Linked DNA regions of Mus musculus: region 1 is linked to region 2. A link is a loop called in an ENCODE intact Hi-C map of the cell type or tissue named here. Cell type or tissue: heart. All regions are shown on one strand. Links, peaks and the distances in the headings refer to the core of each region. The heading gives the core; the rest is flanking DNA. Region 1 overlaps Pde10a (phosphodiesterase 10A). Region 2 has its middle 34 kb from the start of T.

Region 1 (8,000 bases), core at 1-8,000, 480 kb after region 2:
AGGAAGACGTTGTTGGTAGAGGATATCCTTGGGGTAAGGCACTTTGACCCTGGCGGTCTGAGGACTTAATTAAGAGAGATGATATACATCATTTTGGTCTTGCCATTCAAGTTGTCTCCTGATTAATTATAAAAGCATTAAATGAAGATACAGATCAATAAATGAATTGGCTTAGAGTTTAACCTTCTTATTCAGAAAAATTACACCCATGGTGCTCCCTGGGAAATGGAGCCCTTATTTCAACACCTGGTTAAACAGAAAAAAGAAGTTTCTATCCACGTAAATTAGATGGTGTGGCACCTCTTGGTAACTCACATTGGCACTGATGCAGGACTGACCGTCTCATCTGAAGGGTTCCCTGCAGTGCCCAGTTCTCAGGCATCTATTGATGGCCATTCTGCTGAGGTGGGCTGTAGGTTTCTGGGTAATAGAAGACAGATGTCAGCTGGCCATGAGCTAGGTATGGCTGGTTTCCAGTGACCCTGCTGGCATTTCTCACTCCCCACCTGTGAGGACAGCGTGGTAGGGTCTGATGAGAAGAGAAGTGGAAAGTTAAAAACCCACCGTAGACATCGAACTCACTGCCTTCCCCTTAGCCAGAATAGCAATTGTGTGAACATGCCTGAGGCCAGACTGGGTCTCCTCGGTGTCAGAGGGTACCAGAAAAGATGCAGCTGCCAAGAGGGATGGCAGACATCCTTAGCACAGTTTGTCAAGAGTGTTTAGGCAAATGTCTGATGAATGTTACTTCAGGTGGTGCTGGCTTCACAGGGGACAAATGAAGGCAATAACATATGTGGGGGGAATTTGTTTTGGGAAACTGCTGAACTGATAGAGACTTGAAATGTGGCTTCTCCTCCTCCTCTTCTTCCTCCTCCTCCAGCACCTCCTCCTTTTTCTTCTTCTGACAATGATTTACCTAGAACAAAGTTGCTATTGCTTTATTGGAGTAAAGGAAGGAAGGAAGGAAGAAAAAAGGAAGGAAAGAAAGGAGGAAGGAAAGAAAGGATCCACAGTGAGGAAAGAGAAGGAAGGAAGCAAGCAAGAGTAGATGCTCTGTGGATTCTCATTTGAAAACGTTCAGTTCTGAATGCAGGCTTTCAAAAGCTAAAAGCTACAGGAACACTTTCATATTGCCCCCCATTCAGGGAGAGTTTGACATGTCCCATTAGCTTCCTGTAGATAGTAGAATCTGAGCGTATTGAACTGCCGTCTTGATATTAATCCTTCCCATTGCTCTGTACTGGCCTGCTGGAATTTTAGCTGAGATAGAAAAATCATTCAAGCTGAATCCATCTTCATTGTGGTGCTAAGTAACTGATAATGTTTGCCTCTAGGACATGGCGTGGGCCCTTGAAGTTCAACTTAGGCAATGGTTGGCATGACTTTAAAAACAGAAGAGAAGGCGTGTTTGTGTGCACCTGTCTTCATGTGTGTGTCTGCCTGTGCTCTCTCTGCTGCGTTCACCTGGGAAGCCTGGGGCGGTTCCAGCAGAGAAGGAGGGAGCCAGTGCCAGACTTGCTGATAAGTGTTCTTCCGGTCACATGACACTGGCATCCACTGAGTATGCATGCAAACGCTGAGAGGCCCTGAAGTTCCTGGTTTTCCTTGCTTGATTTCCAGGATGAGCGATTTCCTCGAGGTACTGGCCTGGAATCAGGAACCCGCATCCAGTCTGTTCTTTGCTTGCCCATTGTCACTGCCATTGGAGACTTGATTGGCATCCTTGAACTGTACAGGCACTGGGGCAAAGAGGCCTTCTGCCTCAGCCATCAGGAGGTGAGGCTCCGACCCTGCTCTCTGCACCTTCTGTCCTCTTCCCTTCGTTGGTGGTCCCCGCCAGTGTTAAGTGACAACATGAATGGATCTCGAAGTCACTATCAGCCGGACCGTGTCTGGCTGTGAACAGCAGCATTCTTAAAAACCTGTTCTCTTGAGCAGCTGTTTTTAGAGAAGAATGGCTAAATCAGAAGTACAGTTTTGGCTTTTCTTTTTCTTATATAAATATATCTTAACAACAACAACAACAACAACAAAAATGTGCTTTGGTGCATATCCAGCCAAGCAACAGGATGGAGTCCTGGTTGCCTCGTGTCTTCCGTAGATGTTCTTTCTTCCTAAGTTACATGAACACTCCAGTCTCTGCTGTCTCTTCATGGGCTGCATTGGAGTTGACTCATTAACACTGAAGTCACATACTGCCAGCACTGGTACCTTTCTTGTGCTGGCTGGATGAACCAGGTCCCTAGGGGTCTGGCTGCACCCCATTTCTGAATGATCTACTTCTAGTTTCCTGGGCTGTCCCTCACTTCTTCCACACCCAGGCCCCTGGGAAGAAGTCTTGCCTCCCAGTGCCTTGGAGAGCAGTCCCTGTCACCTCACACCTAGTGCCTTGAGTGACTTCTGCCATGGAACCTGTCAGGTCCTTCCTTCTGTCCTGCCATATACACCATTCACTGTCCTTTCAATTGCACGAGACACTTCCTTCCTCTCCAGCCTTGGTCTTATTCTCTCCTCCGGGACTTCACCTAGAACTAACACTTTGTACCCAGCAAAGACATGCAATGTGGAAACCAGTGACAGGAGGGGAATATGGGAAGGGGAGGACGGCTCAGTGAGCAGTATGAGAATGGGTTTCCCAAAACCCCTTTAAAAAGCCAAATGTGGCAATGCAAGTCTCTGTAGTCACTAGTCCTGGGGAGCAGAGACAGGTGGGTCCCTGAGACTCTGTCCATCAAATCTAGTCTAATGGCTGCACTCTAGGCTGGTGGGATATTGCCTCAAAGTAGGTAGACATTTCTTTGATCATTCTCTGCCCTTCATACATGTGCATATATGTGCCTACACATGACACACATGGAAATAAAAGTAAAAACACAATTGGAATATAAGCTTGAGTCCTCGAATGCATGAGGTGTGCACATGGTATTTTCCCCTCTTAGGGATCCCCCACCAGCCTGAACAGGCAATTAGAGACGTTTTCAGTTTCAATTTTTGCTAAACTGAAAAATAATTGTTTAATATTAAAACAAGATGATGCACACTGGCCAGATGGCTTGCTGTGCAAACCTGCTGACCCAAGATCAAGGTTGTTTGATATGCACATGTGTATGTTTTGTAGGTTGCAACAGCCAATCTTGCTTGGGCTTCCGTAGCAATACACCAGGTGCAGGTGAGTCTGGGGTGTTCTTATGAGGACATTCCAAGGCAAATGGTAGTGGGGGCTGGATGTGAGGCTAGCAAGGACCTCAGGCATTGGTCTTGGATGTTGTATTATATCTGAACCATTTTATCTACTTGATCCCTTACATTCAGTTGTAAACCATCTTAAGTCTTATCACAAGTACATAGGGGTTATATTTTTTCACAAGAAGAAGAAAAGCGCAATTGCAGGGTAGAGCTATGAGTAGAAGATTCTCCTTGGCCCATGACATATGTGCTAGATGACAAGGTTTAGAAGTAGGAGTAGATGTGTAACTTAGTCAGGGAGGCCCATGTATCTGTCCCAGATCATAGAGTTGTGCCGTTCTCCAGTGAGATAAGAAACACAAGGTTCTGTCAAACACAGTTTATCCTGTTGCGCTTTTCTGGCAGTGAGGGTGATAGTGCCCATGTTAACAGTGTTCTGGGTTCGGGTCCCAGCCAGCAGAGCTCTTGAATAACTAACAACCATTGTATATGTGGCAGGTGTGTAGAGGTCTCGCCAAACAGACCGAACTGAATGACTTCCTACTCGACGTATCAAAGTAAGTGTTTGCCTGGGCATCTCCTGGGTTTGGTGACAACGGGGCATAAAGCGCAGGTCTCGATGGTGACACATCTCCATTCGCTGCATGGGCAACATCCTGGGAAGAGTCGCTAGTCGCATGCGGATTATAGAATTGCATCTTTATCCACAGCCAGCTTGTACGTTAAAGGTGACAGAGGCGTACATGGTTGTCTTTATGTGACATTTAATTTGTAAATAGACCCTCTTAGAACATACCTCCTCTAATCTCTCTACCTTTTCCCAGGGTGCATTTGCTCTGTCTTTTTCTAACAATGTCTCTTTGCACAGTATTGTTAATAATGCCTTTCTGTGTAAAGTGTCTCAGAGGTGATTTTGAGAAAACAGTTCCATTTCCTGGAAGCTTGGTCTAGATCATCTCCCCTGGGCTAGTAGTGGAAGCCATTATAGATATTTATTAAACTCCAGGTTGCTACAGCAGGGGACCAACCCACCTCATTAATAACCAAAACCTTAAAGTCCCAGACATGGTCACCCAGGCCACGCCCTCCTACCAGAGTTCCTGAAAGCTGGGGACGGGGGAGGGGCAAGGTGACAAGGACAAGGGGACAGGGAAGGGGATGAGCTAGGACACAGCCTCCGGCAGCACTGTTGCCAGCCATGGCTGCTCTTGCCCTGCTGTGGTGCTTCCTAACTCCTCGCCAGCACATGCCGGACGGAGCCCTGCAGAACACGCAGACTGTGAGTTGCTGGCTCATTTTGTAGCTCTTCTTTGGAATCTGAAATTAGAGGCCTGTGGCCAAAGCAGTTTTAACCATCACTCAGTCAGCTCCACTTTCAAACAGTTAAGCTTTGTCAAAATGATGGGAACCCTGCTGAAGCTACTTCAGAGCCCAGAGAGTGGGAACATTTGCATATTTTGGAAGTGTCCCAAAGCCACCTAAATGCCTGTGTGACACGCTATGACCTTCTTTCTGCCTTCTGCTCCAGTAGGAAGCTCGGTCACTCCAGAGCTGCCTTCTCTGTGAAGCACTGAGCTCACAATGCAGAGAAGCATTGACCTCACTGCCCTCAAGTGAAGGAGACTATACTGTGGGATCATTGTATGCCAGGCTAATTTCAGAGCAGGGCTGAAACCCTCACAGAGCCAGCAGAACCCATCGCCTGTGCTCTCTGATGAGTCCTGCGGTGGCCAGCTATCAGGGAATCTCTGGGATTCAAAACATCCTAGCAGATATCTCCCCGCCTCCACAGTGCACTCTTGCTACCGACCCTGGGTTTTACTTTAGTTAAATAAAGCAACGCAGGTCACTAGTCCTGACTACTTACAGTATGGTGTTTCATTTCTGGTCAATTCTGATGCCTTGGTATGGTTTAGCCTCTACTTTCTCCATCCCCCCCCCACGCCCCCAGAGACCATGTGTATCCTAACCGTATTGGTGGATTTAATAAATGTAAAGTCGTCCCCCCTGCCCCCCTCCCCCGCCTTGAGACGGCTCATGAGAACGTTAGGTTTGGTTGACCTGAATCAAATTCCAGGTAACTCTCATTGCAGCCTTTCCCCCACCTTTCAACTGAGCAATACCATAATTACTGGATGACTCTACTTGACTTAGTCTGTACTAAGGCAATGATAATGGTTCACTGATTTTTTTTTTAAATTAATGTTTATTGCTTCTGAAAGAAGACAAAAAATATCAAATTACATGCATATCTGTTTATTTACACTTGGAGCCCATATAATGTGTTTGGAGTTTAACATGCACTGTGACAGCAATAAGGTTACTCCTGGGATTCATCTTTTATATTTTCTTTTCCAGGACATACTTTGATAACATAGTTGCCATAGACTCTCTACTTGAACACATCATGGTAGGTCTTTTTTTGGTTTTGACCGTGATTTTCTTTAAACCCTAATTCCTTGGTCTTCATTCATGGTGTGACATTTGTATGTACTAGGAGAATACACTCTATTAATTTATATGAACTATGGTGCTCTGAGATCCCCCTGGCCTTCCTTCACCAACCCCTGTGATCTGGGGAGGGCGTCAGAACAGACTTGTTTAAACAGCTGTACTTGGGGAAAGCTTGGTTTCGGCTTCCTGCTCTCCAAGGCACTTCCCATATATGTCATGTTAGCGAGCCTCACTGGATGCTGATGCTAAAATTCCATCTACTTGAGTTGCGTTTCAGCATCCCTGTCCTGGAAGCAGATGCCCTGCGAAATTCTCCATGGTAACTTTAGTGGCTGCACCGTCTGTGTCTGGAGATTTCCTGTCTCATCTCTCCTTCCAGCACATGGGCTCTCGGGTCCAGCCTCTTCTGCATATCCCAGAGTTCTCAGCCATGCTCAGTCACTCAGTTGTGTCTGAGGTTTGCTAGCTGTGTCTGTCCACCCAGCCCCCACCCTTCGCTGCCCCCTTTCACACTTCCCCGTCTATGAATCCACGCTCCACCATTTGTTTGGTGGCTAACTCCTATTTCTATGCTGTGTTCTTCCCGGGAACCTGCTTCCTTATTGAGTTTGCCTTCTGTGACTCTGTCCTACAGGTCACTCACCTTTCACTCACTTGGTGAGTTCCTTGTCCCACCCAAGTCACCTCCCTTTGATCAGCTGGTTATTTGAGCCCCACATCGAATTACGGATGGCTTTTGGAAGTAAACCCTAAAATATCTCCCAAGCGTTTCGGCCACCCTGTTACCTTCTGTCTGCACACTGGGGAGGTGCAGTGGCTTGTTTTATCATTTTTCAGTTTCTCTTTGCTTTTATGTCCCGTCCCCCCCCCCCCCCAATCCCTCCAGGCCTTCTTTTCCCAATGTTTCCTGTTTGTTTTATCTTACACGAGTCTTCCCAATGCATTGTCTTCACTTGAGTGTCCTATTCTCCAGTACTGTTTATGGGAGGCTGAGGGCCCTGACCAAGTGCTGCGCATAGCATAAGGCACACGATTGCTGACAGCAGAAATGTGGCCGATGGCACTGTGGAGTGATATTCACAGTTACAAAGTGGGAAGAGAACAGACTGGAGAAAGGAGAAGGGGGACTGAATATGAATGGGAGGGAAAGCATGCAGACATGAAGATTAGAAGCAATAGGAAATAAAGGTTAGGATGGGTATGAGTGGGAGGGATACTTACAAAAGACTCCCGGGAAACAAGCTAGAGATGACAACAACCAAAATGTCGAAGTGTAAAGAAAGATGAATCGGTAAGAATGAGGGGCTGGTGAGATGCCTTGGTAGTTAAGGTCACATGCTGCTCTCGGAGTATGGTTTTCAACACACACATCTGGTGGCTCACAACTGTCTGTGACCCCAGCTCAAAGGGATCCAGCATTCTTCCGGCCTCAGTGGTCACTCTGATGCCTCAGCGGTCACTCTCATATGTGTGCACAGACTAACACTCACGGATCCTTAAAGGGGAAATAGATAGAAACAGACCTGTAATTCTTCTTAGCTGGGATAAACGTAGTGACACACCTACTTGCCTTGGGTGTTTTTGAAGCCACTCTGTAGGTGGAGAGTGGACTGCCAGTAAAAATAATTGGAACAAGTGAGGCACACTAGCCAGCCTGGCCTCCCTCACAAGAGCAGTGTCTATTTAGGACTCAGCCTAGGCGTGCTTGGCAGTGCTCTTGCGACCTCGACCGAATGACACCCTCAGCTCTTAGACCAAGCTTTGCGTGGTTTCTCAACCTCAAGGGCCCTGCCTGCCAGTGTCCCGAGACTCTGATCTCTACGGGCCCGTCTTCCACTACTAAAGCCTGAGGTAGGAAAGGCTGAGAGGCAAGAAGAGGAGAGGAGCTTTCCTGCTCTTGAGCTTGGAGAGCCATCGCTTTGTGCTGGCCAGCCCCTGTCTCATGCGTTTAATGTTTAGTCAATGGCTCACTGTGTAGCCCTGGCTGGGCCAGAAACCAGAGCTCCATCTGCCCCTGCCTTCAGAATGTGGAGATTAAAGGCGTGGAGAATCTCATATCTCTTATAGTCACTGTTCACAGACATCCAGCAGGCTGAGTGGGTGTTGGCCACGGCTGATAGACAAATCAGGGCGCCAGGAGCATCCTGATAGGCAAAGGAGCTCAGAGCGCTTGAGGATTCTCAGGAAGGGAGGCCGCTAGCTGGTCGGCAGCTCCTAGGAAGTGCTCTAGTATTTCAAGATGAGCAGGGACATGGGTGCTCATGAAGTGTCCTAGGTGCCATATGCTGGGATCAGCACGTAGACAGACGTACACGTGAATTCCACTGTGCTTCATAATCCGTGTACCCTATTCACAG
Region 2 (11,476 bases), core at 1,989-9,988:
ATTAGTTGCTGGTGATATGATTCTATAATGGAGGGGGGGACCTTCCATTCCCCCCCCCCCAAATACTCCACCAGAAAACTGTTACATCTGATATGTGGTATAGAATGGACTCATGAAGCCCATATTTTCTGTACAGGAAATAAGTCTCAATTAAAAAAAAAGTTGTGTGTAAACCTGATGTGGTGGCACACATTTGTAACCCAGCATTCAGGAGGCTGAGGCTGTGTGCACAAGGCTTCAGCTAGTCCCAAAATGAAGATGTAGATCTGGAATATAAACGGGTGGAACCGAAGTTACGAACTCAGCGGGTAGGCCCGGGAGACAGTCGGGAGAGTAAACTTAAGTGACAGCTAGGGGAGGAAGGTGGGGAAATAGAATGTTCCTACAGCTCCGAGATGGACATCGTAGAAAATTAAGACCTCAGCGGACTGAGCAGGCATCCACAACACAGAGACACCTGGGAGTTCCTTTAAATACTGCAGGTGCACATGAGATAAGGAGTTACAAAACATCTCAGTCTGCCTGGCAACAAAACCAGAGTCTGGATCTTGTGTGTTGCAGTAGTATCGAGAGGCTGCTTATCAGAAACTTCTGTTCCCAGGTTAAATACAGTACAGCCGGCCCAAAGCTGCAGAAGTTCATATGGCCACACGATGGCGATGGTGAGCCTGTCTTGTGAAGCGTCATGCCCTTCAGGGCTTTGTCTTGCTAATAATTTTAGTCTTTGGAGTGTGATGGCTGCTGGCTCGTCTAGTTGGGCTAATACTCTCAGCCATTGTGGTGTGCCAGGTAGACTTCTGGGAAACCTGAGCAGGAAGGAAGGGATACTGCAGAATATCCTGAGGACACGATCAGGCATTCTCTATTTATTTTATGTATGTGTTTTGTCCACATGTATGTATATGCACCATGTGCATGCCTATGCCTCAGAGGTCAGGAGGGCATTGGATCCCGTGGAGTTAAAGGTACCAATGGTTGTAAGGTAGGTAATGGGAAGTGGATCTGTGTCTTCTGCAAGGGCAGCGAGTGCTATTCACTGCTGGGCCAGCATCTCTCTAACCCCACAACTATGCATTCTAGAGACCAACTTGTCTGGCAGGGACCTGGATTGAGTTCTTTACAGAGCCTTGGAGGTGAGCAGACAGAGCGGAGTCTCTGGTAGGTGATGATGGGAATGAATGGCAGGAGAGGATTCTGGGAGCTGCCTTGAGGGAAGTATGTCTTGCTGCTGTCTGAAGAGAAGAAACCTCTGTTGTGAGGATATGGGGGAGAGAGGAGTGGTCAGAGCCTTGGTTGGGATGGTGGTGAGGAACCTTGGGGGGATGTGCTTTGTGACTGGGGAAAGCTACAGGAGGTCAGCCTAGAAGAGAGGGGTAAGAACTCTGGCATGTCCCGTCTGGGTAGAGCTGTGCTGCCCTCTGTGTGGGGGAACTGCCAGAGTCCTGTGGGTCATCGGCTCCCAGGGTCAAGACCAAACCCTAGACGGTGGCTACCCAAGACGAATTCAGAGGAATTCAGAATACCGTGGAATTCTCTTGATTTCTAAGAGATTGAGATTGTCAGAGTAGGGAGAAGCCCCGGGGAGTCTGGTGGAAGAATGACTTTAATCAGAACAGGACCAGGAGCAGGGAGTCTGCAGGGGAGGACTGAGAGCTGGGCTGCCCAGAGGTGCTCCATGCCATCAGAGTTGTAGGGGTGCAAGATTGACACCTGTCACCAGGATACCTCTATCTCATTCCCACTGGAAGACTTAAAGCCAGACTGCAGGAGGCCAAGGAGAGCTGGACTCAGACTGGTGTCAGATGGTGGGCCAGTTCTAACAGAAGTATGGGCATGGAAGGAGCAGAGGCAGGCGGGAAGGGAACACTGCTCCCTCAGAACCTGTGCCGATGTCTTTGGCGGTGCATTGCTGTGGCAGAACCCCTGACAAAAGAGACTTTAGGAAGGACCGGTTTGGTTTGACCCCAGTCTAATGGAGCAACACACCGTTGTGAGGGAGTCAGAACAGCAGCAGGAGCATGGGGCGGCTGGTTTCACAGGGTCCACAGTCAGGCTAGTACCATAGCCCGTGGGATGGTACCATTCACACTCAGAGTAGATCTTCCCTCTACAGTTAAACCTCTCTGGAAATACCTCATAGACAACCCCACCTCCAGCCCGGGTGATCCCAAGTCAAGGAAAATTGACAAGGAAGAAAATCAGCGTCAGTAGTGGAAAGCTCAAACTGTAAATAGTATGACTATCTGTGATGTTACCATGGCTGGACAAATGGGCAGGGAGGGACTTGAGATTTAAACAAAGCCAAACCTGTATGGAGCCTTTGCGGCTCAGCAACACAGATGTGAAGGCGAGATCACCCACATCACTGGATACTTACTGCATGTGTGCCCACTCCAGCACATCACTCTTGGATGGTCTCCCCACACAATGGCACACAGGGTGGTTATTCTGCACAGCTAGGATAATGGTTTCCTGGGGCTACAAAATATGCTGTGCTCGGCTCTCTCCAGGCAGGGGCCCGGCTCTCTCCAGGCAGGGGCAGCACTTGCTCTCAGAGTTGTTTTAAGAATTAAAATTGACAGCCGGGTGGTGGTGGCAGCGGCGGTGGTGCACGCCTTTAATCCCAGCACGTGGGAGGCAGAGGTAGGCGGATTTCTGAGTTTGAGGCCAGCCTGGTCTACAAAGTGAGTTCCAGGAAAGCCAGGGCTACACAGAAAAACCCTGTCTCAAAAACAAAACAAAACAAAACAAAACACCCCCCAAAACAAACAAACAAACAAACAGAATGAAAATTGACGAGTCCCACAAGAGCAGTGAGACAGGGGATTCTGGCTTCTGGGTCTGACACACACTGCTCTGTTAATGCGACCCCACACTGTGGGCAACTGTGCTCCACTGTTAAGACATGATGAACTTAAGGGCACATTCAGCTGTGTGAAAGAAGCCATGTGACAGGCTCATTGTAAATCCCTCAGAAAATAAAGAAAATAGAAAAATTTTCCTGTCACCGGTGTGAAGCTGTCTCACACATGCTAGACAGATATAAAGTGTTCCTAGGGGGAAAAAGAATGTCAGAGATCACTCCCGTAATAAATATCAGGGATCACGTACGTAATGTCAGGGAGATCATTAGGGTAACTCCAGCACTAGAGAAGCTGAGGCAGGAGGATTTCAAGTAGGTGACCAGCATGGGCTACAGGGTAAAGCTTATCTCAACCAAAGCATATGAGAGGAGACAGAGACAGAGAGAGAGAGAGAGAGACAGAGACAGACAGACAGACAGAGACAGACAGAGAGAGACAGAAAGAGACTCAGAGGACAGGGTGGGGAGGGGGAGGGAGAGGGGGAGGAGGAGGAGGAGGAGGAGGAGGAGGAGGAGGAGGAGGAGGAGGAGGAGAGACATTTTACTACTATTAGCTGTATGCTGTCTCATCCTGCCCTCAAATGTTTCTGATTGTCTTGTTTTCTGTCTTCCAGCCACCTGGCATCTTTTCTTCTAGAGCTTTCCATAGATCCTTTGCCTCTGCATCTGGGAAGTGATAAAAGTGGAGATTCTGTTCTTTCCTCATGGCATTGACCACAGGCCTGAGAAGCCCCTGCATGTCTCAGCAATGGGCTGGTATCCTGTAGACCCAGAGGCCTGGGACCACGCACAGGCCGCTGACTCTGTTTGCTTTTCTGTCTTTCTGTACAGCTTTGAAAGCTGCTGAGGTTTGCTAGGGGCTTGCCAACTGAAACCACAGTACCTTGTCAGATCACACTGCCATGCCAGCCTTCCAGCCACCTAGACAAGCTCAACTGTCTCACGATGACTGCTCATGCGCAGTCCCGGCCTTTCCGCCCATCTTTGAGGTAGGATCACAGCTAAGTGCCTGACCAGGAAACATCAGTTCATTGCTTCAAAGCCATGGCTCAGATCCGAGGGTAAGAAACAGCCTGATGCTGGTGCTGTAAATCGGGCTTACCACAGGCACATTCCTCTGCTCACTTAGGTCCTACCTGTGAACACCTCGCCAGGTGATCAGGGAGAGAGAGGGTGGACCATGTGAAGTGAAGCACAGGCTTAGGCTGCTGAGTCCAGTGGGCGGGGCCGGGGCCTGTCAATCACATCACAGAGATCCCAGGTTTTCACTGTGGTGGTATGGAGCAGAGGATAGGGTAGATACAGTATCTCAGAGTGGGGGCGACCTCATCCAGAGCTGGGACAGCAGGGCACTGAAGAGGAGCTGGGGGCTTCGAGGACCCTGAGGATAGATCTCTCTCTCTCTCTCTCTCTCTCTCTCTCTCTCTCTCTCTCTCTCCTCTCTTTCTCTTGTTAGGAGACAGAGTCTCCCTGGAGCTCTGGCAGCCTGGAACTCACTATGTAGACCAGGCTGGCTTTGAATTCATAGAGATTTGCCTGGCTTGTCCTCTCTAGTGCTGGCAAGCGCCACAGGTCTAGTTGACCTGTGGATCCTTACAGAACCCCAGTGCCTTGTTTCTCCGGCTGTGTTTTCTTGGTTTATTTCTCGCTGGTTTCTTCTGGGAGAAGGTAGCCTGTGGCCTGTACTCCCTGAGGTAGCTAGCCATTCCTCCAGTTTTCAGTAGGACTTTCCCCAGCTGCTATGCTCTGAGGAGATACTTCATAAAAATTGTACTTAATCACTTTGTTTTAAAGTAATATAAAGCAACTTATTCGAATTATGTATCTATGTGAAAATTCAAATGAGACGAAGAAGTTAAAATTAACTTGTTAACTCCTCAGCAAACTTCTTTCCCCAGCTCTCTCTGCACCTGTATGGGTCTGTGAATACATCTCATGGGTGGCCTTCTTCACAGACACTGAACAAGCATTGAGGAGAGCAGCCTCTGTCCCCGATGTGCGACAGGTGCCCTGGTAGATTACCACCTGGGTGGGTAGACATGGATAGAAGTCATTTCTTGTTTCCCATTCATTCCAGGATGTTGCTAACACTCTGTGCATCCTTCCTTTGACGGATAGTCCCAAACCCTTGCTGAAGCAGGAGCTTCATTGACTGGGCTGGACAGGCTGTCCTGAGAGCACATGTCCTCCTGGCTGTATGTCCCTGGTGTTAGGATTGCAGATGCACACAGCTGTGCTCAGCAGGTTTTTTGTATTGGTTCTGGGGGTTTGAACTCAGGTCACCATGTTTGTAGGGCAAGTGCCTTACTGACTGAACTGTCTGCCTGGCTGAAACTTATGGATAATTAATGATTACATTTGTGAAAAGGTTCATCCTTCTGTCCGGCTTCACAAGGGGTATTCTGCTTCGGGGTGGGGGCAGGGGAAAGAGGGAGAGGAGAGCTGTGTTCCCAACTGGAAAAAACAGGCCCAGCTTTCCCTCTTTGGGAAGATTTAAAACCTGGCCAGGGTGGTGGTACATATCTGTTAGCTCAGAACCAAGGAGGGAGAGGCAGGAGGATTGCCTTGAGTTAGAGGCTAGCTTGGGTTTATCTTGTCTCAAAGCAAAATAAATGATAAACCAAAGGTTGAGCCCCAGGGCTTTATCAGGAGACAGCTGGCTTTCTTCCACCCCAGTCCTGTGTTGTGAAGAAGAGCCCACCTGCTGGAAGAGCAGCGGGAGTCTTGGTAGAAATGGGGTTCCACAAAAGGATGGAGTAGAGGCGACTGGATACCCAACCAGGACCAGGAGGCCCTTGCTCCAGGAGTCCTAGCCCTAGGTTACAGATATCTGGTAGGGACTTTGTGCTGCGTTGGTGAGAACCACCCTCCCGGGCTTCCCGATCGCTTTTTCAGACGGGCTGAGCTGCTGGATTCCCTGGGATCAGTGTTATTGATCCCTCGAGGGAGGCACGTTTATCAGCTGTCTCAGACCTCAGTCCAATGGGGATGGAGCGACATTTCGGAAGAAGCCACCAGAGGGCGCCTCAGGATGCTCTGCAGGCCCGCGTCCTGTGGATGAGGCTGGAGCCACAGCAGAGCCTAGCTAAGGCAATAGAGGAAGATGCTGCGCTAGATAGCAACATCATGACTGATGAACTGCAGGGCAGGACTAGAAGGCCATAGCTGGAATTGACAAGTCTCCGCTGTGAGGACACGGAGATTGCTATCCAGCCCGGAGGCTTTGCAGGAGGTGTAAGGGACTGCAGGGTCAGGTCTGAGCTGGGATACAGAGAGAAACCGGGCTTACCCTGTTGAGACTGTCTGGGACCCCAGTACCCACTGAGGGGAACTCAGATTCAAGAGCCAACCCAGCTCAGTTTCCACTAGAACTTGAGGCTGGTTGGTCAGAGGGATTCAGAGGAAGATTATCAAGTTTGGAGCTCTTCCGCTTTTTAACGACTGTGCATTTTGAGTCAGATCCCTTGTGTTTTGCCGTCGCGCTGTTGAGATCTGCGGATTCACAGCCAGGCCGACAGTACAGAGAGGTTTTCGTCTTCTGTGAATGTCTCTGTAGTCTGTGTGTTGAACCTTTTCTTGTACAGAGCTTTAGAGTTTGGTTTTCAACTTTTGCTTTTGCTGTCTGTGTCTTGGGATCATATTAAAAAACCGTCTGCATAATCCGTCTTTTCAAGGGATGGTCACCCCTTAACTAGTTTTCCAACACCAAGTGGTCAGCCATAAAAACACATTCCTCCAAGCAACATGAGAGTGACTGGTGGGACCAGGAGACAGCTACCAGCGTGGAAAGACTGGTTAGGTGTTGGGACTAGCCTCCAGATGATGAGGCTAGCCTGGACTACACAGTGACCTCCAGGACACCTACAAGTCGCCCTACTTCACAAGAACAAACACATATGAAAAGGACATTTAGGGTATTTTAAGAATATTAACACAGGGCTGGAGAGATGGCTCAGTGGTTAAGAACTCTGACTGCTCTTCCAGAGGTCCTGAGTTCAATTCCCAGCAACCACAGGGTGGCTCACAACGGTCTGTAACTTGAGTTCCAGGAGATCCTCTGCAGACATATGTATAGACAATGCACATAAAATAAAAACAAATAAGTTACTGTAAAAATTAATTAACTCGTCAACTTACTAACACATTGTGTCTTTTTTTGGTTTTTGGTGCCCTTTTTAATTTCTTTTGTCTGTATTGGGTAAGTTGCACTATAAGGGCCATCCACTCCTGGATTATATTTCTCTCCAGGTAGTTTAATACTTCCTGCCACCATTATGAATGAGATTGCTCTCTGAATGCTTTTCTCAGTGTTGTTACCGGGATATAAAAACCTCTTAATCCGCATGCTGACTTTTATGTCCAATAACCTTCTTAAATTTGTAGGTCAAATTTTAATTATTTGTTTTTTAGTTTTTATAGACACGATTGCTTATTTTTATAAACCCTTACTATCCAGATCACTTCCTTTCTCTTGTCTTATGGCTCTGGCCCAGTATACACTGATAAATGTGTCCTTTTGACCATGCTCCATAACTCTCATAGATATTCTTAATTTTTTTCCTTAAATAATTTTTGCTAGATAGTTATGTACAATTTTCCAAGGCTCATAAGAGTATTTAGGATTTTTTTGTTTCGTTTTGTTTTTCGAGACAGGGTTTCTCTTGTGTAGCTCTGGCTGTCCTGGAACTCACTCTGTAGACCAGGCTGTCCTCGAACTCAGAAATCCGCCTGCTTCTGCCACCCAAGTGCTGGGATTAAAGGCGTGCGCCACCACCACCCGGTTTAGGATTATTTATTGACTTCTTCAGCTCCAAGATTTCTGTTTAATTCTTCTTTAATGGTCTCTGTTATCATTTCTCTTTCTCTCAATTTCTCTCTCTCTCTCTCTCTTCCTTCAAAAGTTTGTTTGTTTGTTTATTTATATGAGTACACTGTTACTGTCTTCAGACACACCAGAAGAGGGCATTACAGATGCCCATTACAGATGGTTGTGAGCCATCCTGCGGTTTCTGGGAATTGCACTCAGGACCTCTGGAAGAACAGTCAGTGCTCTTAGCCACTGAGCCATCTCTCCCACCCCCTTTCCATTTCTTAAAATTAATTATCTTGAATTCTTTGTCAGGTAGTTCAACAGCTTCTTTCCTCTGAGGGGTATTATTATGGGGTTATTGTACCTTTTGGACTTTCATTCTTTTCCTGTCTTTATGGTGACCCTTGCACATTTGGATCAGCTGCCAATGTCCTAGAAAGACTTTCCTAGTAAATGACACTCTCCTGGTTAAGTATCCTTAGAAGCTGGTTTGGATACGATGGGTTGGCTTTTGCTTTCAGGGGGGACACTTAGTGTAGCAGCTTTTTCTGCATTAGCAGTGTCTGACTCAGTGGGGTTTCACTGGGAGGCAGTTTTCTTAGGTGGGTCAGGCTTATTGGTGGCTTTGAGAACTGTGCTCAGCTGCGGGCATGGAGTTCCTGCCAGTTTCCAAGGTCCAAATAGGTTGCAAGGCTGCTCTTGAGGGCTTGTGTCGGGGAGCTTGGCATGGCCACGGAGCTTTGGTGGCTCTAGGTTTCTGAGAACAGTATTTCTGATGCTTCTTCAGGTCTCAGGAGGGTTGGTGGTTCCATCCCACTGCTTTCTAGGGCAGCAAGAGGGTGGGAGCAGCCACCCAATTTTCACAGGAGACACTGTATCAAGAGGATCCAGGTAGGTTGTCCGGATGCTCACGAGTCTTTGGGAGGGTAGGCAGGTGATCCGGATAGTTCTCAGAGCGGTGCTAGCTGAGCTGTTTGTGTAGCCACGGCTTGACTGTGTCAGGGATGCTAGGGGCTGAACATCAGATGGGTCTGTGTTGTAGGCACCTGAGTGGGGAAAGGTATAGTATGTCGTAGGGTTTTTCTTCCAGGAAATAGAGTGCAGTACCTCAGCAGATCCTCCTGCTGAGCTCAGACAGGGAGGGCTAATGACTTTTGGGTAGCCAGTGCTCTAGCTGACCACGCCATGAGGGCGTGCAGCTATGCTCTCCTGCATTCTCTTGTGACACTGCTTTGGGGCTGACCTAGACAGATGGAAGGACAGAGGCTTTGAGCCCTTCTATGTCAGGTCAATTACACATCTCTGTGCTCTCTGACATGGCTGCCACATCCCTTCTGCACCTCTGGATTCTTCCGTGGACACCCCAGCTGCTGTTTTTCTGTCTGGGTCCTTGGTTTGGAGGGAAATGTCCCAGGCATCTCTACTCAGCCATCGATCTGGCATCCTGAAATAGAATTATTTTTAAGTTAAAAAAAAAAAAGATTTATCTACTTTTTTTTAAATTTGTATTTGGATGTACCAGATGCATGCAGATGCCTGCAGAGGCCAGTAAAGGGTGTTGGACCACACAGAACTGGCACTACAGGTGGTTGTGGCTGCCATGTGGGTATTAGAAACTGGTGGTGGCAGGTTCTCTGCAAGATCACTCAGTACTTTTAACCACTGAGCCATCTCTCCAGATCCTTAAAATAGAATGCTCGACTCTTCCTTTTTAGTGCTGTTTATACAGTGCTTCAGAGCATGTCAGAACCTTTTACTGCAAGCCGGGCATCCAAGCTGGGTTCCTCCCTTGTCCTTTCTTCAGTAAGTCCATATTAAAGCACTCTACCTTCTTCTACCTCCACGGCTACCATCTTTGTCTTCAACACCAGGTAAGAAGGTGCGGATGGATGTTTGGTTAAGGAGAGAGTCTCAGTTAAAGGAGAGAGAACAGGCAGACTCTTCGAGTCTCAGATAACGTCCCCAGAAAGCTATTTACCAACTCTGAGGTACAGTATAACTCTGGGATTCTTGTGACTTGAAATTATTAATTTCTTCATTATGTTCTATTTTGAGTCCCCTCAGATCACGCTATCCTTTGTGGCGAACTTGCTATAATTTTGATCATAGGTTTTTGTTATTGTTACCTGGGGCTGGAAACACTCTGACTGATCTTAGCGTAGATGGTTAAATGCAGCACTGGATGAGTAAAAACACGCTTCTATACAAATGGTATTACTTCATTTCAAGTAAACTTGTTGATGATTTAAAAATGCACATGCAGGCTTTGTAAACAGATATCAATGGTTTTTGCCATCAGGATCAATCTATGATATATTAAGATCTATGACTATATGCATAATAAGTAAAATATACATAGACTTCCCCTCAGCAGTTTCATAATTATTCCTGGACACTGCTTAATTTGATTTGTTTTATCCTATGAAGTGCAATTCTTATTGTCAAAGATAAAGATTTTCCTCCACTCTCTTAAGTATTTGTTAAGCTCTCCCCATATGCATGAGGCATCGTGCTGGAAGCTGGGGACGGTGTTCACTGAGTTGATCTGAGCTTAGTCTTCACTGAATGTCCCCAGATGGGTGAGTGTCTAAGACAGTGTGACAGGGCCCGAGATGAACTTCCTGCTGGTGTGTAACGCTGAGAAGATGGCTCTTATAGGCAGTTTAGATAAAAGGGTTGCAGACAGAGGACGGTGCCTCCGGTTAAGAAAATGATTTGGTGCATTTTAGAGACTGGCGAAGTGTCCTGTAAGAGACAGCAGGCGATGATCCAAAGGAGCCAGGAAAGGGCTTGCAAGTCTTCCACAGACAGGACAGCCATGGTGTGGAAATCAGGGCATTTCTGAACGGCTTCCAGGAAAGAAAAGAGATGGGCTGGAGGGATGGCTCAGTGGTTAAGAGCACTGATGTCTCCTGAGAGGCTCTGCCAGAGCCTGACATATACAGAGGCGGATGCTCGCAGCCAACCATCGAACTGATCACAGGGTCCTCAATGGAGGAGTTAGAGAAAGGACTGAAGGAGCAGAAGGAATTTGCAACCCCATAGGAAGAACAACAATATCAGCCAACCAGAGCTCCCAGGGTCTAACCATCAAGCAAGGAGTACACATGGAGGGACCCATGGCTCCAGCCACATGTGTAGCAGAGGATGGCCTCGTCAGCTATCAATGGGAGAAGAGGCCCTTGGTCCTGTGAAGTCTCGATGCCCTAGTGTAGGGAAATTTGAGGAGGAGGAGGGAATGGGTGCGTGGGTGGGGGCATACCCTTATAGAAGCAGGAGGAGGGAGTGGGTTGGTGGGTGGGGGCACACCCTCACAGAAGCAGGAGGAGGGAGGGCAGGATAGGGGAGAACATTTGAAATGTAAATAAAGAAAATATCCTATAAAAAAAGAAAAGAGATGGACTGGTGGGCTAGAAGACAGTGATCAACAGAAAGACTTGTTAGATGCTAGGATTAAAAGTGGGACTTGTTAGATGTCAGGATTAAAAGTGGGACTTGTTAGATGTCAGGATTAAAAGTGGGACTTGCTCTGTAGTACAGCTTTAGGTCAGGCATGGTGATTCCACTGGAGGTTTTTTTATCCTTGAGAAGAGTTTTTGCTATCCTAGGTTTTTTGTTATTCCAGATGAATTTGCAGATTGCCCTTTCTAACTCTGTGAAGAATTGAGTTGGGATTTTGATGGGGATTGCATTGAATCTGTAGATTGCTTTTGGCAAGATAGTAATTTTTACTATTATTGATCCTGCCAATCCATGAGCATGGGAGATCTTTCCATCTTCTGAGATCTTCTTTAATTTCTTTC

The links. Peaks named below come from ENCODE experiments on the same cell type or tissue, not always from the same donor. Only the 100,000 strongest peaks of a DNase experiment are listed, where the experiment ranks them.
Region 1: a loop joins it to region 2, with 2.6 times the contacts of the local background. A loop is called at or near these places in 8 of 42 quality-filtered maps.

The regions. Positions count from the first base shown.
Region 1 is chr17:8,941,249-8,949,248 of GRCm38, forward strand. Pde10a (phosphodiesterase 10A) reads left to right here. Exons shown (of 22, transcript NM_011866.2): 6 at 1-33; 7 at 1,624-1,779; 8 at 3,122-3,172; 9 at 3,688-3,746; 10 at 5,548-5,599. Among named protein-coding and RNA genes, the nearest start is that of 1700010I14Rik, 43 kb to the right of the region's middle. In heart, for the core only: no CTCF peak of the experiment used is centred there; no DNase peak of the experiment used is centred there; H3K27ac peaks cover 267 bases; H3K27me3 peaks cover 3,756 bases.
Region 2 is chr17:8,463,016-8,474,491 of GRCm38, forward strand. No RefSeq gene overlaps it. Among named protein-coding and RNA genes, the nearest start is that of T, 34 kb to the left of the region's middle. In heart, for the core only: a CTCF peak has its summit at 5,880 (motif pointing right); a DNase peak (open chromatin) is centred at 5,866; H3K27me3 peaks cover 6,110 bases.